Linked DNA regions of Homo sapiens: region 1 is linked to region 2. Evidence: read pairs that join two places in POLR2A ChIA-PET (ENCODE). Cell type or tissue: IMR-90. All regions are shown on one strand. Links, peaks and the distances in the headings refer to the core of each region. The heading gives the core; the rest is flanking DNA.

Region 1 (5,371 bases), core at 1-5,000, 99 kb after region 2:
AAGTCTACCGAGTTTATATTCTACTTTTCACCCAGACACTATGGTGCCCTGGAGGAAGGACTTTCAGTTACTTTTCATTCTGCACTATCGGTTGGGGTAGAGGAGGAATATCAAGCCCATTTCACAGATAAAGAAACAGAGGCCTAGCGAGCATTCAATGACATGTTCAAGGTCACATGGGAAGCTGGTAGAGGCACCAGCTAGAATACACAGCTGATTACTAGGTCACCTGATGTCACAATCAAGTCATTCGCCTCAGATTTCAAGTTTACTCTTTTGGCCATGCACAGTGGTTCACGCCTGTAATCACAGCATTTTGGAAGGCAGAGACGGGTGGATCGCTTGAGGCCAGGAATTCAAAACCAGCCCAGGCAACATAGCGAAACCCCAGTGTCTATCAAAAAAATAAAATAAAATAAGCTTGGCATGGTGGCACATGCCTGTAGTGTCAGCTACTCAGGAGGCTGAGATGAGAGGATCGCTTGAGTCCAGGAGATCGAGGCTGCAGTGAGCCGAGATTGTGCCACTGCACTCCAGCCTGGGTGACAAAGCAAGATCGTGTCTCCAAAACAAAAACAAAAAACATTTAGTCTTTCTTTTCTCCAAGTGATGGATTTAAACTCCTATTCTAAGATTTGCTGCTTTAAAAATAAAAAATGAGGCAAATAGAGCTGTGCAGTAGTCAAAACACAGAATTCAAAGTTGACTTTTGCTCCTTAGCTGGTGCCTCTGAACACGTAAGTAACCTCTTTGAGCCTCAGTTTCTGCAAAGAGCAGGAGACTCACGACCACCTCCTAGAGCAGGACCTCAGAGCATCCCTCCAGGTGTAAGGACACAGAGGTGAAAGCACAGAGGTCCTGTCCCTGGGGCCAACTGTGGAAACCCTGTGTGGGCCTAGGGGAGAGGCCAGGGTGGGCCTGCACTCACCACAAGCAGGAAACACCTTTGAGGTCTCAGGATTTTGCTTGAAGTTTCGTGAGAATTCCCCACCCTACTCCAGAATGTCTGTTTCCCCACACACACAAATACTTTTGCCCCAAATACTTGAATAACACAGACCCTTTGGGAAGCTGCACCATGCTACATACCCAGGCCATCACAGCCAGATTTGGGGCAGCCAAGGCCTAAGGCCCAGGCCTCCTGCCAGGGATCCCCATCCTCCCAGTACTCACGTAAAATGGGTCATTCTGAAGGGAGCCTTTGATGAGGGTGAAGATGGGGAACTGGAGCAGAGACACCACAGCCGACAAGGCCATCACCAGCCCAAAGAGCTTGCCAAAGTGCTCTGAAGGGAAACTGGGGAGAGAAACCAGAGGGGTTCCAGTGAGCTTCAGGGACCCTCCCTCCAAGCAGAAGCCTGGCCTCTGGGGGCTGTCGGCCGCTTGTCCCCAGCTCCCCTGTCCTAGGCCTGCCCTCCAACCACACCTGTCTGGCCTTTCCCTCTTCAGCTCTGCTCAGACATTTGACCCACAGAACCCAGAAGAAGGCACATGCGGGGCCCTGGAAAAACAGACAGGACCCTCATGCAGGCTGCACCAGGAAAGAAAAGACAGGCATGTAAATGGATGGCATGCCAGACAATGCACGCACTAGCAAAGGAAGTAAGACTAGAGTACTAAGGGCACAAAGAAGGGAAGACACTTTTCCATTTCTTCCCTGGAGAACTGAAACAGAAGTGGGCCTCAGAGGATGAATACGAGTTCACCAGGTAGAAAACAGAGGGAGAGGGCACCGCAGATGTAAAGGCTCAAGTGCATGAATGTTCTATCCTTCCCACCACCTCTGGTCTCACCCCCTCCACACCTGCCCCCAAACCCAGTCTCCCGCACCTGACTGCCTCCAGGCCCCGCCTTGCCTCCCAATTTCTTTACCTCCAGCTTCTCTTTGCCCCAGTGTGTCCGTCTCCACAGAGCCCGCCCCAAGGCCACTTACGCAAGGGTGAGGAAGGCCGCGTTGCTCCCATAGAGGAAGGAGCGGCTGATCACTTGCAGGATGAAGGTGAGGTACTGGAGAGGGAGGATGGGGACTGAGGCACAGAGGGCGAAGCCCAGGCACAGCAGGGATGTCAGGGCCAGCGAAGGCACCGTCGAGCAGAGGGCCACCGCCAAAGTGGAGGAACCTGGGCGAACAGAGAGGAAAAAGAAGCTCTCTGTAGGCCAACCCAACAGAAGTCAGCGAAGGGCCAAGGAAGATTGGAAAAAGGGGAGGAGCCACTATCCATCCACTGTCCCAACAGAAACCTGGGAGTCATCCTCGAATCCTTTCCCCACATGCCCCACCTCAAACTCATCAATAATGCTGATCATTCACCTCCTACATATCATTCAAATGTGCCCACTTCTCTCCAACCCCACTGACTCATCCTAGCTTTAAACTACCATTAACTCAGTCATGGATTACTGCAATACCCTCCTGACAGGCTACACATCTGCCCCTCCCCACCCTGAACATGTAGCCAGATCCTCTTTGTAACACTACTGGTAATAGCAAAAGACTGGAAACAATCCAAATAGTCATCAGTACAGGAATGCTGTGGCAACTATGCTGCAGCCATGTAATGGAGACCCAGGCAGTGGTTAAAAGGCATGAGAGGTCCCTGCTACAGAGCACCCTCAGGATAGAGTTACATCAAAAAAAAAAAAAACTCTGCAGAATAGTGTATACAGTATACTACCTTTTATCTAAAAGAGAGGGAAATGTATTGATATGGTTTGGCTGTGTCCCCACCCAAATCTCACGTTGAATTATATCTCCCAGAATTCCCACGTATTGTGGGTGGGACCCAGTGGGGGAGGGTAACTGAATCATGGGGGCCAGTCTTTCCCACGCTATTCTTGTGATAGTGAATAAATCTCACGAGATCTGATGGGTTTATCAGGGGTTTCCACTTTTGATTCTTCCTCATTTTTCTCTTGCCACCACCGTGTAAGAAGTGCCTTTCACCTCCTGCCATGATTCTGAGGCCTTGCCAGCCATGTGGAACTGTAAGTCCAATTAAACCTCTTTTTCTTCCCAGTCTCAGATAGGTCTTTATCAGCAGCATGAAAACAGACTAATACATGTATATACACCTACACAATGTTTATATTTAAAAAAATAAAAATGGTTACCTAAAGAAGAGGAAAAGGGGTACAAGAAACAGAGAGGGAAAGTAAACTTCTTTGAATATATCTTGTTTCACAGTTTTACCTTTGGGAAAATGTAAATGTCTGATATGTAAATGTTTTACAAATAAAATAAAATAATAATAGGAAGAAAACAAGTAAAACAATCTTTAAAAATCAGAAACAAAATAAAATGAAATCAATGAACATAACTCTATACCAAATTAGTGACCCTTAAAATCAGTAATTTGGCCCAGTGTGGTGGCTCACACCCACAATCCCAACACTTTGGGAGGCCAGGGCAAGAGGATTGCTTGAGCTCAGGAGTTAGACATCAGCCTGGGCAACAAAGACCCTTCCTCTACAAAAAAAAAAAAAAAAAAAAAAAAAAAAAAAAAATTATTTTAAATTAGCCAGACATGGTAGTGCATGCCTGTAGTCCAAGCTACTTGGGAGGCTGAAGGGAGAGGATCACTTGAGCCCAGGAGGTTGAGGCTGCAGTGAGCCGTGATCGTACCACTGTACTCCAGCTTGGGCAACAGAGTGAGACCTCATCCCTAAAAATAAAGAAGAAAATATGGCAATTTGACTGTACATCTCTAATGGGATATATCCTAAGGATGAGAAAGGAATAAGGAAGGACAGAAAAAAGGAAACAAAGAAGTAGCAACAGTATTTAGCAATTGTATTGTTATCAAGTAACATCAATATTGGTAAAACCAGTAATTATATTTAAAATACTATATATGTGTATGTACATTTACATATGCATATGTTAGGAACCAAGTTTATCAGAGGAAGAGAAAGGGCTACAAATGTAAAATCAAGGAAATAAAAATTTGAATAAAAATATCAGTATTAAGTATTTATGATATTTTTCTTATAAAAAAATTATATATATGTTAACTCTATCCAAAACCCAAAAGCAGTGACAACCCAGGAGCAATAAAAAACCTCAGCATCCAGACTGTAGTCTCTACCATTTCCAATTAAAGAAACCCAGGGCTAGTTGGGAAAAATGACAATTTCATGTCTAGGGCAAGAAACACACCTAGTGAAATGGACCTGAACATTTAATTGTGTTAGAAAGTAAGGAAACTCTCTAGAAATAATGTGATTTCATCTAAAAGACACAGATTCTGGGCTGGTAAAGTTTTCAATGGCCAAAGGTGAGACAATTTGAGCATCAAGAAGAATCATGACAGAACAGATTAAAACATGTCAAATATATTTTAAAATGAAATATTATAAAAGAAACAATTAGTAGCCATCCCTGAAGGTCACTAGGGCACCAACTCATATTTCAAACTGGTAAATAAATGTGTAAGCCAAGCATTTATTTCTGGGTAACAAAATAGTAAGGAATGTTTTTCTTTCTAGAAGAATTCTAGTGATTAAAAGTAGAAGATAGAAATAGAAAATCATCCTTTTGGCCAGGGGCAGTGGCTGTAATCCCAGAACTTTGGGAGGCCAAGGCAGGTGGATCACTGGAGATCAGGAGTTTGAGACCAGCCTGGCCAACATGGTGAAACCCCATCTCTACTAAAAATACAAAAATTAGCCAGGTAGTGGGTGCCTGTAATGCCAGCTACTCGGGATGCTGAGGCAGGAGAATCGCTTGAACCTGGGAGGCGGAGGTCGCAGTAGGCTGAGATTACGCCACTGCACTCCAGCCTAGGCAACACAGTGAGACTCTGTCTCAAAAAAAAAAAAAGAAAGAAAAGAAAATCATCCTTTTGCGATCCTAATGAAATAATGGGCCTAGGCATTGATCATTAATGGCTCCTAAAATCACTAAGTATATGGTTGATGGGAAACTTTATAGTGGATGGATCAGACTCGCAATGTCTAAACCAGTTGATCAATCTTAACATCGTAACAAGACAACAGACACCAGGGGCTGCTGACAGGAGAACAGAGGAAACCCATAGCTCTACCACTGAGTTATTCACGGCAAAAAAAAAAAAAAAAAAATTAAACTGCGTTTCCTCCAAGCTTCTAATCCTGTTGTTTACAGGAAATACCCAAGGAAAGGAATACTTTTAAATGACACATTAAAACAACGCCAAATCCAAAATATGGGGAAATGACCCAGTTTCTTCAACAAATAAACAAGAAAAGGTAGGGGGGAGGACTGTTCTAGATTTTAAAAGCTATAGAAGACACAGCAACCAAATACACTGCATGGACCAGGCATGGATCCTAATTGGAACAAACCAACTGTAAAAGGATGTATTTGAAATGATTGGAGGAATTTGAACAGTGA
Region 2 (5,320 bases), core at 321-5,320:
GAGGAGTAATCTTCACCCTGGGTCTCTGGCCCACTTGTCTCACCAACCCCCAGCTCCCTGGCCTCCAAGGGGTCTCTGGCCTCCAGGCCAGGAGACAAGCTGCCATTGTGCCTCAGGCCGGGCTCTGGGCACTGGCTCACCCCGCCCACCCCATGCTCCCTGGCTTCACTTGGAGCCCCAAAGAGCTCCACATTCTGGGGCGCCAAGTCCTGGGTCCAGTCCATCTGCCCCACTCCACATCCCCGTAGCCCCTGAGAACCTCCAGAGTCTGGGTCACAGGTCACCTCCAAATCCCTCAGGCCCAGATTGTTACCCCAGTCCATCTGGCCCACCCCAAGCTCTTTGGACTCTCCAGGACTGCAGACTGCCCCTGGGGCCATGTTTCTCAGCCCAAGGTCAGGTGTCCAGTCTGCCTGTCCAACTCCACGCTCCCTTGATTTAAGGAACTCTCCGGCCTCCACACCTGACCAGTCAGTCTGCCCCACGCCACTCTCTCTGGCCTGGCTGTGGCCTCCTCCCTCCCCGACCTCAGCCAAATCTTTGCTCTTCACATTAACATCAGAAGTCCAGTCCTTCTCCCCAACTCCGATTCCCCCCGGCTCTTCAGACCCTCCACTTTCCAAACAGCCGGTCAGGTTCATGTCTCTCAAGCTCAGGCCACCTGACCAGCCCATCTGTCCCACGGCACTCTCCCTGGCCTCGCTCGAGCCCCCAGAACCCACACAGCTGGACACTTCCAAGTTCCTGAGACCCAGCTGGTCAGTCCAGTCCACCGAGCCAGCTGTGGTCTTCCCAGGAGGCACAAAGTGACCACCTTCCATCTTGCTAGAAGGGCTAAAGCCAGCACCACTCACTCTGTCGTTGCCAATGATGCCAAACTGATAGCTCCTCTCACTGGCCTCGATGCAGAAGTCCCGGCTCCAGTCCTGCTGCCCTGGGCTAAATGCTGCCTCTCGCTGGGGGCCAACACTGAGGCTAAACTCACCGACCCAGCCTCGCTTTCCCATCTCCCCATCTTCCAGGTCAGCACTGCCAGGGCCCTGAGCCCCTGCCTGCTGTCTCTCCTGATGCCCTCCCACCTCCTGGCTAGCATCACTGTTTTGCCAGCTGCTCTGGTCTCTCTGCCCGAGTGCCCCATCCGGCACGTGGGCAGTGCTAGGACTGAACAAGCCCCCGGATCCTCTCTCTCCTGGCCGGCCAGCATCCCTGCTGCCCTCTCCAAGGCTGTCTTCCACACTTGGAATCTTCTTCTCAAATTCCTCATCCTGTTGCTGGGCTTCCTCGGGGCTGAACCCAGAGCTCAGGGGTCTCGTTCCAAAGCTTCTGTCCTGGGCGTCAAGGGTCCTGGAGCTGCCACCACTGCTGTAGTCCCTTATCCAAGCGCTCTTCCCAAACTCCTGTTCCTGTGGCTCCGCAGCCCGGCTGCCATAGGTGCCGAGTGACACATCTCTCTTCTGAAACTCCCAGTCCTGCTCATCGGCATCCTGGCTGCTGTACCTACCATGGTGGTCCCTCTTCCCCAAATCTTGGCCCTGCTCGTTGGCATCTTGGCTGGCATAAGCACCCAGAGAATCTCTCTTCCCAAATTCCCAGTCCCCAAGGCTTACATCTCGACTACTGTAGGTACCCAGTGAATCTCTCTTTCCGAATTCCTGGTCCTGGAGTTCTGCATCCCGGCTGGAGTAAGTGCCCTGGGAATCCCTCTTTCTGAACTCCCAGTCCTGAACATCTGCCTCCTGGCTCCGCTGAGTGCCAAGCTGGGCTGGCTTTCCAACTACCCGGTCCTGGGCTGTGAGCACCCCTGGGGCAGACACTTTACTCTGGTCTTGGCTGCTGCTGGCCTCCATCTCCTCCTGGCCGATGCCACACCTGCTGGCCCACTCCCTGGTGCTCCCTTCCCCTGCTCCTTGCCCATACTTGCTGGTCCAGTCCCTCTCTCCGAGACCTGGGTCTCCTCTAGGGCTTGCACCCCCAAGGCCATAGTCCTGAGAAGCACCTTGACACCAGCTGGAAGGACTGAAACTGCTGGGCTGTGGGTCTCCTGTGATCCCAAATTCACTCTGCAGATCTTTCTGGGACCAGCCAAGGAGTCCCTGGGAATAAGAAAAAAAAACAGACAAAGAAACAACGATTAGATTCCATCAGGGTGGGAGTCAATCCAGCAGAGTCAGCGCTGCCTAGTGCCTGAAAGCCCCACTTTGGCAACAGAAAGCTGTGTGACCTTGAGCAAATCACTTAACCACTCTGGGTCTCAGCGTCCTCATCCTTAAACGAGGATAATTCCTATTGCATGGGGCTGGTGTGAGAGGATTAAATGAGATCATTTAGACCAAGCACTCAGCATAGTGCTTGGCATGCAGTGGGCACTCAATCGATGGTCCCATGGTCATGTTTACAACTCTTGGGCAATACTTGGCTAACAGCCAGGAGAGGAGTGGTCTTCACACAGGAATGGCAGGCAGTGCACTTTCCTTTTGATTAGGAGAGGTCAAGATTCAAAGCCTCTCTGCGACTTCCCTTGCAAGGCAAGGTTCCAACACCAATGACAGCTTTTCCAGCCCGTCCTCCCCCATGCCCCATCTGACCCCCATCCTCCTATAAGTACCCAGGCCCTTCTTCCCCAGCCAAAGTGCCGTCTGCTCAATCTTCCCCAGGAAGACCTCTCAGCCCTCACCCTGGCCCAGGAAAGACAAGAGGGGCAGCCTCTGGCACAGGGGAAAATCCCAGCCAGGGCTTCTTGCACCCCACCCCCCACCTCACGCTCCCTGACTCACCCTTGTGGGCGGGAGAGCCCTGGGCTCAGGGCTTCGGAGCCGGCCAGCCTCATCCCTCAGCGCAGCGTTGGCCAGCAGCCGCTCCAGGATAGACATGCTGGCCTCCCCATCCCCAGGCTGGGCCATGGCCCCCCGCCCCCAACCCGCCTTGGGGCTGCTGGGTGCGGCCAGCCGGGCGCAGGGATAGAGCTGGGCTGCTACCCGCGCTGGGACCTGTCCGACGGCTCTGGCGCTGGCTCTCCCTCACCCTGGCCCTGCTCCCTCCGGAGCAGCTGCAGCTTGGGCAGCCCCGCCCAGGAGCCAGTTGAGTCACCCACATCCCGGGACAGACACACCTACTACAGGAGTCAGCTTAACCCCTTCCTGCTCCTCCTTCTCCCCGCCCCGCAGCCCCCAGAGGCCCCCTGGCTCCTCCTTTCCTGCAGCCCCGCCCCTTGCAGCCCAGGCCCGGCTTGAGAAATAAATTTCGAAAGCCACCTGGCCCCCGGCCCTTAAATTCAGAGGCAGCCTGGTAGGAGAAAGGGCACTGGGCCGGGAAACGGCGCTGGCCCGGGCCCAGCCACCAACTTGCTGGATAACTGCACAAGGCTAACCTCCTCTGAGGCCCAGCTGCCTGTCTACAAAGCAGGTCTGGAGCTCAATGTTAATAACGTTTGTAAAAGCCAACACTTCTTAAGCACTTAGGATGAGCCAGGCACTATTCTTAGCACTTTAGACATTACAGCTCATTGAACCCTTGCCAACACCCTTGGAGGTAGAACTCATCTTGTTATCCACATTTTACAGATGTGGAAACTGAGGCAGAGGGCAGAAAAGTCACTCTTTTAAGGTCACACCTGGGCAAAGGAAAGCAGAGCCAGGAGATGAACCCAGGAGCCCACGCTCTAAATGGCTACACTATTTTGCCTTGAACGATATTCCCATAATGAGAGACTGAATACTCAGCACCTGCCACGCACTGTGCCGAGAGCTTTCCACCTCGATTTACCCACAATATAACTCTAAGAGGCCAATGCTACTATCAGGAAAGCACTCTGAAGCCCAGCAGTTAAGGTACGTTCTTCCCAAGACCAATCAGCTAGCGATTGCTGGAGCTGGGATAGAGCCTCACACGAAACCCCACACACACACCGTCCTGTGTGGCTCTGCAGAGCTACAATCTGCAGGTCCACAGCTGCCTTGCTCACTACCACAGCCCAAGCTCTCGACATGTAAAATCCATGTTCAAAGAATGAAGCCCACCCAAGCCCTGGCCTCTGTCCCCAGAAGTCCCATTCTCCCTATGCCCATTCTCACCTCAGAGCAGGTACTTGGGGACTGTGTGTCCTTCAGCTCAGCTCCAGCTCCCCGCCTTGCACCGCCACCACTGGGTGGTGGTGAAGCCAGGAGGTCGTCCAGCCAGCGGGAGCTGCTTTCAGGGCCTGGAGGCTCGGGGGATGCCCTACACAAGTCTTGAGCCTCTGTCCTGGCTTGGGTGGTCTCAGCCCGGGCTAGGGTCACGGCCTCCTCCTCAACAGGCAGTGCCTGTCCAGGCTCAGGGGCATCAGCAAAGAGAACACAGGGCTGGTCAGGGGCTGCTGGCTGCTCCTGCCCCAGGACTGGCTCCAGGATGGGCAAGGCTGCCTCCCTGGTAGCCAGGGGGAGAGGGGACTCCTGTCCAGCCAAGGGCTCCTGCGACTCGTATCTCTCCTCTGCCTGCTGCAAAGGTAATCCAGGTGTGCCCTCAGTTGTAGGCAGGGGCTCAAGGGGAACAGCTGGGAATTGAGGTTGACTCTCCCCATCGCCCTTCTGGGTGAGGGACATGCTTGGATCATCCCCCTGCACCCAGGAACTTCCTGACCCACTTGGAGCTGACCCAGCCCCTTGCCCCTGCTGAGACACTCCTTCTTCCCTGCTGGAAACGGCCAAGTTGCCAGCCTCAGCAGCCTCGGCGGCCTCACTGGCTTCAGTGATGGGGGAGGGAGGCGGGGAGTCCAGCCGCCACACGCCCAGACCCGAGGGCCTCGTGGGGAAGGTCCATTCGAAGGACTGTGATAAGCTCCAGTTGGACTCTGCCCCAAAGGGACGATCCAGGGCCAACTGGCTCCCCTGGCCTTGGGGCAGGGCAGCCAGCGAGCCCCCCAGCTTCTCCTGGTCCTGACTGGGTGACTGGAGCACACCTTCAGAGAATCGGCGCTGAACCAGGCTGGTGGGGCGGAGGTGTGCGTCACCCTTGGCCTCCTCCTCCCCGCCAGATGGAAACGTCCGAGTGAGATCCAGCAACTCACCCACCTCGATCAGGGGCCGGGGTGAGGTGGCAGGGGGCTGATCCAGGCTATGGGGCTCCAAGACCTCAGGGGGTGGGCTGCTGGGTCTGGGGGCCTCTGGAGCCCCCTCGGCAGGGAGCCCCGGGCTGGGGGTGTGGCGGGAGCCCTCGTCAGGCAGGGCTGCACTTGGAGCTGATGGAGTCACAGCGGGGCAGGGAGAAGCCTGGGAAGCTTCAGGAGTCTGGGCTTCCAGAAGCTGTGAGTGGCAGGGAGAACTCTTATCAGGCGGGTGAAGATGGG

What was found. Peaks named below come from ENCODE experiments on the same cell type or tissue, not always from the same donor. Only the 100,000 strongest peaks of a DNase experiment are listed, where the experiment ranks them.
Region 1: POLR2A ChIA-PET joins it to region 2 with 7 read pairs; 9 of 35 experiments call an interaction of 5 or more read pairs at or near these places.

Annotation. Positions count from the first base shown.
Region 1 is chr11:57,408,002-57,413,372 of GRCh38, forward strand. SLC43A3 (solute carrier family 43 member 3) reads right to left here. Exons shown (of 14, transcript NM_199329.3): 12 at 1,934-2,120; 13 at 1,174-1,297. Among named protein-coding and RNA genes, the nearest start is that of SLC43A3, 16 kb to the right of the region's middle. In IMR-90, for the core only: no CTCF peak of the experiment used is centred there; a DNase peak (open chromatin) is centred at 2,500.
Region 2 is chr11:57,308,464-57,313,783 of GRCh38, forward strand. It overlaps TNKS1BP1 (tankyrase 1 binding protein 1), which reads right to left. Exons shown (of 12, transcript NM_033396.3): 5 at 4,071-5,320; 6 at 1-2,093. Among named protein-coding and RNA genes, the nearest start is that of TNKS1BP1, 14 kb to the right of the region's middle. RefSeq lists a silencer at 2,808-3,017. In IMR-90, for the core only: no CTCF peak of the experiment used is centred there; DNase peaks (open chromatin) are centred at 2,778 and 3,078; H3K4me3 peaks cover 827 bases; H3K27ac peaks cover 3,031 bases.